Regions from separate parts of the Mus musculus genome. Here all the other regions are linked to region 1. A link is a contact called in ENCODE Hi-C or POLR2A ChIA-PET data. All regions are on one chromosome and are shown on one strand. The core of a region is the stretch at or near the end of the contact, and the rest is flanking DNA. Distances in the headings are between cores, read along the strand shown.

The links. Hi-C counts contacts between places; a loop is a spot of excess contacts on that map. ChIA-PET counts read pairs that join two places held with the same protein, here RNA polymerase II (POLR2A).
Region 2: a map of heart shows a loop between it and region 1 (4-fold over the local background). The contact joins the promoter of Epha4 here to the enhancer-like site in region 1. A Hi-C loop is called at or near these places in 6 of 37 maps with a recorded cell type or tissue (gastrocnemius and heart). POLR2A ChIA-PET finds 5 or more read pairs at or near these places in 4 of 5 experiments (Patski and embryonic stem cell).
Region 3: POLR2A ChIA-PET joins it to region 1 with 10 read pairs in Patski. The contact joins two enhancer-like sites. POLR2A ChIA-PET finds 5 or more read pairs at or near these places in 4 of 5 experiments (Patski and embryonic stem cell).

The regions. Positions count from the first base shown.
Region 1 is chr1:77,460,736-77,463,435 of GRCm38, reverse strand. All of the region lies in intron 3 of Epha4 (Eph receptor A4), which reads left to right. Among named protein-coding and RNA genes, the nearest start is that of Mir6352, 35 kb to the left of the region's middle. Within about 2 kb of position 1,440, at least 1 of the 3 ENCODE cell types and tissues checked has a DNase peak (open chromatin) inside an H3K27ac peak, as active enhancers do; it is heart, where a contact is called at or near this core.
Region 2 is chr1:77,513,739-77,516,438 of GRCm38, reverse strand. Epha4 (Eph receptor A4) reads left to right here and starts at 1,351. Exons shown (of 18, transcript NM_007936.3): 1 at 1,351-1,498. The coding sequence starts at 1,408.
Region 3 is chr1:77,409,535-77,412,234 of GRCm38, reverse strand. All of the region lies in intron 5 of Epha4 (Eph receptor A4), which reads left to right. Among named protein-coding and RNA genes, the nearest start is that of Mir6352, 86 kb to the left of the region's middle. Within about 2 kb of position 1,298, at least 1 of the 3 ENCODE cell types and tissues checked has a DNase peak (open chromatin) inside an H3K27ac peak, as active enhancers do.

The sequences.
Region 1 (2,700 bases), core at 191-2,690:
AAGAACAAACGGTGTGCAGGCTGCTTCTATGGAGCTTGTAGGTGGTAAGGGACAAATGGGGCTGGGTGCCAAATGGGAGTCTCGGTTTGACTTTTCTTTCTTTGAATTGTATAGCATAAGGGGTGGGGGGTGGGGGAGCTTAGGGATTGTGGCATAGTCATCTATGAACATTTCATTTATTACACAAATGAACACATATCCTTTAGATTTACATAATGGCCCACAAAGAGAAAAAGGGAGAGAAAGAGGGCAGTAGGTAGACCCTAGATGATGGAAAAAGAATCAAGAGGCTGGAGCTGGGACCCTGCCGGTTGTTGGTGGAGGTAGAACACCTTTTGTTTCTTTGGGTTCTGAGACAAGTGTGTAGAGCTGTATGTGAATCTTTATTTTGTTTTTTTGGTTTTGTTTTTGTTTTGATAGAATACACTATACATTGTTCTTACCTGTTCCTTTCTTCTGAACTCTAGGAGGGACTTCCATTTCCAAGGCAATGATAGGGCTGACACCTATACCCTCGAAGGACAGGAGTCTTAAACTAAGTAGGATTTTTTTTTATAGCTGGAACAAAGAGCAGAGAGAGAGAGAGAGAGAGAGAGATCCTAATGGATTGACCTGAGAACAGAAAGAAGGGGCATGGGGTCCACGACTGTCACTGGTCCCTCCTCTCCATCCCCTCCTTTCCCTCGATTCCTGTGTTGGAATAACCATCTATCTGTCTTCCACTTCAATACAAATTGAGACCCTCTGTTGTCTCTGTCGCCTTCTCAGAGAGTTCAGTGGGGAACCTTAACTTCTTCTGTGGCCATACGAGTGTCATGGATTTTTTCATTTAAAAAAAAAACATATTTTTTCCCCAGATCTTTTGGGTAAAAATTTTTAAAATGATTTAAAACTACCTTTCTAGGCACCCTGGGTGTTTGGACTGTACTGCCTTCTGTTTGAAGCACGGGCCTGCTTTGTTAGTGAGAGTGTTTGCCAAGTGAATTGTGTGTAGGAGGGTGTGACTAACCCAGTTGGAGCCTTATCTCCCATCCTATCTGCCTGGGCTCCCAAGCTTTTGCCCAAGTTAGGGTTGATGTCTTTCCTCACCAACTCCACCCCTTTCAACATTTACTGCAATCGCTCTTCAGAAAATTATTCATATCTAAGTATTGTAACTCTTCAAAATGATCCCATCCTCTGCATTCATTTTTGCTGCATTCGTTTCCTGGTGGACAAGCAGAGAGAGCCACAGGCTCCCTACAACCCTGAGGTGACAAGCTCTCCTAACAAGAGGCCATAGAAAGGCCTTTTCCCCTGCCCCTCCCAGCCTGCAAGGATTATCAGCAATCCTTTCTGCCTGCCTGGGGTGGAATTGTCCCTGCTTCCCTTTTGGCAACTTCCAACAGAGTCTGTACTGTTGGCAGGCCATTTGAGGGGGGAAATGCAAGTCACAAAGGCAATAGGAACAAAAAAGAGAACCTAGGGGGGGGAAAAAAAACTCTTTGTAGCTTGTAACAAGAGGTGGGTAGTCCAAGTGTCCTTTTGTCCAGGTGCTAGGGGCTCTCCTTGTCATGTAGATACTAAGTCCAGCAGTGGCCTCAGTCATTGTACTCGGTCAGTGTGGGCACTATCACTAGACAGGCAGCAGCTCCACTTTCAAGAACTGCTGGAAACACCAGAGCTCAAACAGTAAACAAGAAAAAGGCCGCTGGCTGCTGCTGAGCTTGGAGTGTGTTCTGCAGGGGGACCTGTACTGTGGATATCTAAAAGACTGACTGTGCTTTGCGTTAGAGTTGGAAAGTTCAGACAGGAAGATCAGGAGTTCCTCCCAAGCCTGGGCTACATAAATTCCGGTCTTAAAACAAAATAAAGTAAAACAAACAACACCAGCCCCCCCAAATCAACAAGAACCAAACCAAACAACAACAAAATGGTAAGGGAAAAGTGGTCTGCAAATAAGACTTCCTTCTGGCCCCTCCCTACTTAGCTGTAGGCATCTGGGCAAAGGGCCTCACTTCCTGTAAGCTTGACTGAAGTTCCTGAAGCAGGGGCAATCAAAAAATGAAGGTATGCGGAACGAAATCCGCAAGCAGGCAACTTTGTTTTGTAGATACCAGCTGGCTGGCTTCTTGCTATCTCAGAGCTAGGTCAGGTTACCTGTCAGAGGCGACCAGAAAGAAATACCTTACACTAAATGCTAGCACACTGCCCACACCAGTTGCTACTTGATGCCATTCCAAAAACTGTAATAACTCTTCCTTCAGTTCTGGCAACCCTGGCAGGTTCTCACCAACTGCACTTAATTCCGGTTTGAATCATATTCAGGAATCTGGCCGCTGGTGGGATCCCTGGGAGTCATGGCACTGTCATGAGGCTGCTATCAAGGTGTGGCCCTCCTTAAGTGGTCAGGACCAGGCCTGATTCCCACCTCTGAAAGGCTACAGGACAGGGAGGCGTCTTGAGCCTAATTAGCTGTGGAAGTGATAGCCCCGCACAGGTGGCTCTAGACATGACTCACGGTGAGAGATAGAGCCAAAGGGAAATCAGAAATCACTCCTCTGTCACTTGATTGGAATCTCCGGTCTACTTAAAGAAATGTTTACTGAGAGTGAGGTAGAAGGAGGTTGGTCTCCTCTGTCACTGATATGGAACTTGACTCTTAGTCCCATCTCCTCCACCCCATCCCTTGGTTACCACCTCAGGGGTGGCCCACATTCC
Region 2 (2,700 bases), core at 102-2,601, 53 kb before region 1:
GTTCACGTAGATACTCTGCCCCTGCTGTTTGCAAAGTGCCTCCACTCAAACTCCACTCAGGCTGAGACCCAGACTTGGAGGAGGAAAATCTGGCCCGGGAGGGAGCCAAAGGAGGGGCAGCTTGAGGCGAGCACGGAAGGTGGATCTTTTGGAATCCCACCCCTTCAAACGCCTGGGGACCAGCCACCCAGTTTCAACTGGGGCGGGTCCCTTGGTAGCTAGCTGAGCTGCGGTTGGCGCTCAAATTGGCTTCCCCGGTGGCCTGAGCATCGGAGGACCGGATGGTGTCTGCGTCCCTGGGAAGTCGATGGTTGGCACCCAGAACAACGCGGGGTTGTGGGACAAGTTTCTGCGGGTAGAGCCTCTCATTTTGGTCCCCTGGGAGACTGTCCCCATCAGTACCGGGGAGACTTCGGAGTTCAGAGCCACAGTAGCTGCTCCAGGCAGCTTGCGACCCTCTGTCTGTCCCTTCTGTGCAGCAGGTGCTCGCATTCTTACAACCTTCCCCTTCTACACCTAAGTGTCCAGGAATGGCTAGAAGTGGTTCCAGGGACACTCCCTGGAAAGCACAGTGAGTTCCCGGTAGCTAGGGCTGTCGCGAGGTGATTTCTCCCTTCATAGTCCCGTAGTGGGCTCGGTCGATGTGAACACCCGGACCTGGCCAGGGATCACTTCCAAACGTTAGGAAGATTGGGGACAAGTGACCGCGCTCTGCTGCTGGGGAGATGACTGGGTCCCCCTGGCTAGGTAACTAAGAAGGAAAGGAATTATCAAGCTACGAAAGTCCCCCAGCCCAAAGCATTTCCCACGGAGGAACGCCATAAAGACACAAAACCTGGCAGTGAGGGTGGCTGCGTGCAGCAGAGAGCGCCCGACCTTAGCTGGGGTGGACAGTACAGAGACCCGACGACCTCGGCAAGGGGCAAGAGCCAAGGTGCAGGTCAACTTCAGACTTATTTCATCTCAACAGGAGTCTTTTCTCCCTCGCACACCTCCGGACTTGGGGCCGGGCGGGGAATGCCAACGTTTTCTGGCCTTCCCCACCGTCCTTTCGGAGTCTCTCGAAGTTCCCTCTGCCGTCCAAGGGATCGATCCCCAAGGATCGAGACAAGGTCTGGGGCCTCTCGTGGGGGCACAGACCCATCACTGCTGGGAAGCCAGCCTCGGGAGACCTTGAGCCCTGCGGAGGCTGGAGGGGGCGGGACCTCGGGGGTGGGCTCTGCACCGTGGGGGTGGGGACGTGGCGCTGGTTCTGCACTGCTATTGGTCACGAGCTCTGGACTGGCGGGTGTACGTCACGGGCCGGTCCCACCCTCTTGGCAATGTCTTCAGACTGCTGCACTCCTAACTTAAGCATTTATTCCACTGGGATAGAAGCGGCAGGAGCAGCGTTGGCACCGGCGAACCATGGCTGGGATTTTCTATTTCATCCTCTTTTCGTTTCTCTTTGGAATTTGCGACGCTGTCACCGGTTCTAGGGTATACCCCGCGAATGAAGGTAAGAGCCCGGCAGCCCTTATGCGGTCCGGGACCCGGAGGGGGTGATTCACTGATGAATGGTCTTCTGGAGCTCAGAACCAGTTAGGGTGGGGGGCGGGGGGTGGAGAGCGCGGCATGAGCCTCGCGTTCCCACTCCGGAGAAGAGTGCCGAACAGAGGGGATCCTCTTAAGTGGGGACTGAGGAGGATCAGGCTGTCTGAACTGAGAAGGGTGACCGATGCAAGCTGCCACTCTGCCCAAGTTTGTAGCGAAAGGCCAAAGTTTATCAGCATCCGCCTGCAGGGCCGGCTCAAGGCGCCCCGAGGGGATACACCGGGATTTGAAAACAAAACAAAAAAACGTGTGAGCAAAGTCCTCTACATCAGCAGCACAGGCGAGAAGGGAAACCCAAACGTAGAGCGCAGAGCGCCCGGCCTCTTGTCCAAGCCTTGCGAGCCCGGGTTTTTGCAAAGTTTTCCCAGCGCAGCGCTTCCCGGGACCCGGCTGCTTGGTCTCCGGAGCGCGCAGCGGTGGTGGCGCCGCTTGTCGGGCGCCGGTGACCTGATTTCTAGCACCGGGCCTCAGACACCTTTTTCTCCATCGGGCCGCGCACCCTGGAGGTTGCAATCTCAGGCCTACCTCTCCCCTACCCCAGATCCTTAGCTCATCCAGCAAAACTAGGGGACCAGTCAGCGAATTAAACATACCCCACTGTAAGCTTCTCTCTCCAGTATGGGGTACTGGACTAGTCTAGAAGGACAGGCATGACCGACGGGACCCATTCGTGTGCCGTTTTCTGTTTGTCTATTGCGACGTTCTGGAAGGATTGTTTGTCTGTTTTTCTGTCCGAGGTGAGGGGAGAGGTGGTGACCATTTAGTTTGTGATGGGCCTAGGGGGAAAGGAACACTCTCTGTGTCTATTTCTGTCCTTATGTGTCCCTGTCTCTCTATCTCTGTCTGTCTCTCTCCCCCTCCTCTCGTGTGTGTGTGTGTGTGTGTGTGTGTGTGTGTGTGTGTGTGTGTGTGTGTGTGTTTGAGGGCAAATGTGTGCCTGGCGCGGGTGTCTGCAGGAACCTGGACGTTTTGTGCCGGGTAAGCGAGTGCGCACAGTGTGTGAACGTGGGCTCCGGCCTGTGTTCGTGTTCCAACCTGCGCGCATTAGCTGTGCATCTGTCTCATCGATTCTTCCCACTCCGTACATCCATCTATCTATCCATCCAG
Region 3 (2,700 bases), core at 49-2,548, 51 kb after region 1:
GATCAGTCTTTCTAATGATAAGTGCAATAATTCACTACCTGTACACTCCAATAACCCTAATATTTGTTTTATGATCTTGTCATGAAAAATGTTTACATAACACAGAAAAGTGGGCAATATATTCTTAATTTGTCACCATTGGCCTCATCTCATAGCAGACACCTGTTTGATGGTCACATCATGAAGCACAGTACCACAGAATACTGTGAATCTTCCAAAAGCTTCTCGTGAGCCTCTTACCCCTCCTCCAACTCCAAATACTATTAGTTGTGTGTTATCTTTATCTCCACTCTTCAAGTTAGTTAGCTCAATGTGAGGGGATTCAAAACTAGATGGTGTGTGATATGTGTGCTAGCAGAGGCCATGTGTACTGACTTGGGAAATTCGGGAAACCACCACAACTCCATGTTAGTTGCTGCTATTTCTGTGGAAAGGAAAGTTAGCTTAAGTATACAATTTCTCACTCAAGGGTATGGTAGGTAGCACATGTCTTTAATCCCAGAACTGTGGCGGCAGAGGCTGGTGGATCTCTGAATTTGAGGCCAGATTGGTCTACAGAGTGAGTCTCAGAATAACCAGGGCTACCTTCAAGACCAGAAACCCACCTATGTTAGCTTGGCCTTAGTAATAAAATTTCTATAATATTCCCAAATTGGCACCACTGTTGGGGAGCAAATGTTCCCATGAGCCCATGGGGGTACCATTTCCTATTCAAATCCTAACAGAAAGAAAGGAGATGCACAGCTTTCTGTAGACCAGTGGGTGAGGATGTGGGTGCTAGCATATGGCTATGAAATTCACCAGTTACGGAATTATCTTAAGGAAGCTCCACTACTTTGTCCTATATTCTCCTCAAGGTGGGATAATAATAGTGCCAGTTTCAGGAAGTTGGTGGGAATTAATTTGTACAAGAGATTTTGAATAAAGCTTGGTATATCACTGCTGCCTAACGTGGGTTCATTGCGTGTGTGTCACTATTGACATGTGGCGTGGAGAAAGAATCCTTTGAGTCAGGGGAACTTCCATTTTTAACTCTTACAGCTTTGATTAAATTATTTAATTTCTTTATGCTGGAGTTCCTGGATTTGAAACGTGAGTGATAATTATAGCTACTGCAAAGAGTAGTTAAGGGTAGAAAAAAGTGGTGTGTGTGTGTGTGTGTGTGTGTGTGTGTGTGTGTGTGTGTGTGTCCTGTAGTGAGGGTGGACAGCTCCTTTCTCACTCATTTCTGTGACCAGCTCTTACCCACATGGACTCACATCTTCAACTGTGTGCAGCTAATTATGCAATGGAGACTAAATCACTGCTATTTCTAAAAAGAAAAGCTCGCCCAACCCTACTGTCTTTTCCATTTCATATGGATACAGGCTCAGCCAAATCCCTTGGCCCAGTATTGTCATTTTGCTGAGCCTACTTTGCTGAGCCTACTGTTGGAAGAAGACTCGCATGTCCCTGCAGAGCCTTTACTTCTGCCTCTGGCCCCACTCACCTCAGGGTAACATGCTCCAGTTCTTCACAAATGAGCGCGGATCTGCCTGCCCATCATCCATAGCCAGGAACTGGAAGGAACCTGGACACCAGTCTGGCAGCTTCAGACCACAGATCAATCTTCCATTGGCCACAATACACTACACTTCATTTGAGTTCATTGTTATGAAAATGTCTTTTTTTTTTTTTTCCTAAATGGCCCACTTCGCTCCAATGGGCACCTGCTGTAACCCTCAGCATCCACAAGTAGGTTATTACAATAAAACATAATTTCTTGCTGAAGTCACATTCAGTTGGTGGTAATGTGGGGAGAGCTGGCGTGAGGCCTCCAGGACAGGCCAAGGTTGGCATCAACCTCCAGCTGGCAGATTACAGATGAGAGAGAATGAGGAGTCACAAGGGGGATATTCATGAGTGAGTCTAGAAAATAAGTAATTACTTCAACCAAATTCCATAGTCCCAGGCTCAGTCATATGATCGTCCTTGGATACAAAGGAGTCTAGGAATGTGGTTTTGGCTGGGTAGCTCCATCTTTGAAACAGCTATTTGGATTAAGGGAACTCACATCTCTGGACAGTAAGTAAATGGAGGGGGTCTCGCCACCTCCCACCACAACACTAAAGCCCTTTACATGAAAGTTAGGAACATTACATCCTATGGTTCCAAGTTTTATTGATGGCTTTCTGTAAAGAGTTGAAAGTAATTTGCTGTCCACCTCTTGGCAGTGGGGGTTGGTGCCAAGACAACTGTATCAAGTTTGGATTCCACATTTAGCCAAAAATAGAGACGGGGTGACAGCCCATGTAAAGCCTGAGCACATAAACTGTTCGATTGAAGCCTTATTAGTGTTCCAAAATCAGATTTCTCAAAATCCTTGGGTGCATGGCTCAGTTGTACCCTTCAGTAAACATGCGCACGCACGGCTTGTGGCATAGCATTTGTTGAAAATACATGCTGCACCTCCCTCCGAAAACACGCTGTCTGAGAAAGATGCAAGCGTCCCGTGTTTCAGTGTTTCAGAGTTTAAAATTAATCCATATGGATCCATCCGTATTTAAATGTAAATAAATGTCATTTAACTCAGACTCTTCTGAGGATTTTGGCTGAAAATCAAGCTGTGTGTTTTTTGTAAATGTGAAAAACAACAGATGATATAAACTTTTGCTTTTCTGTACCTTTTGCTTAGTTGTCATTTTTACCCCCAATTTGGGA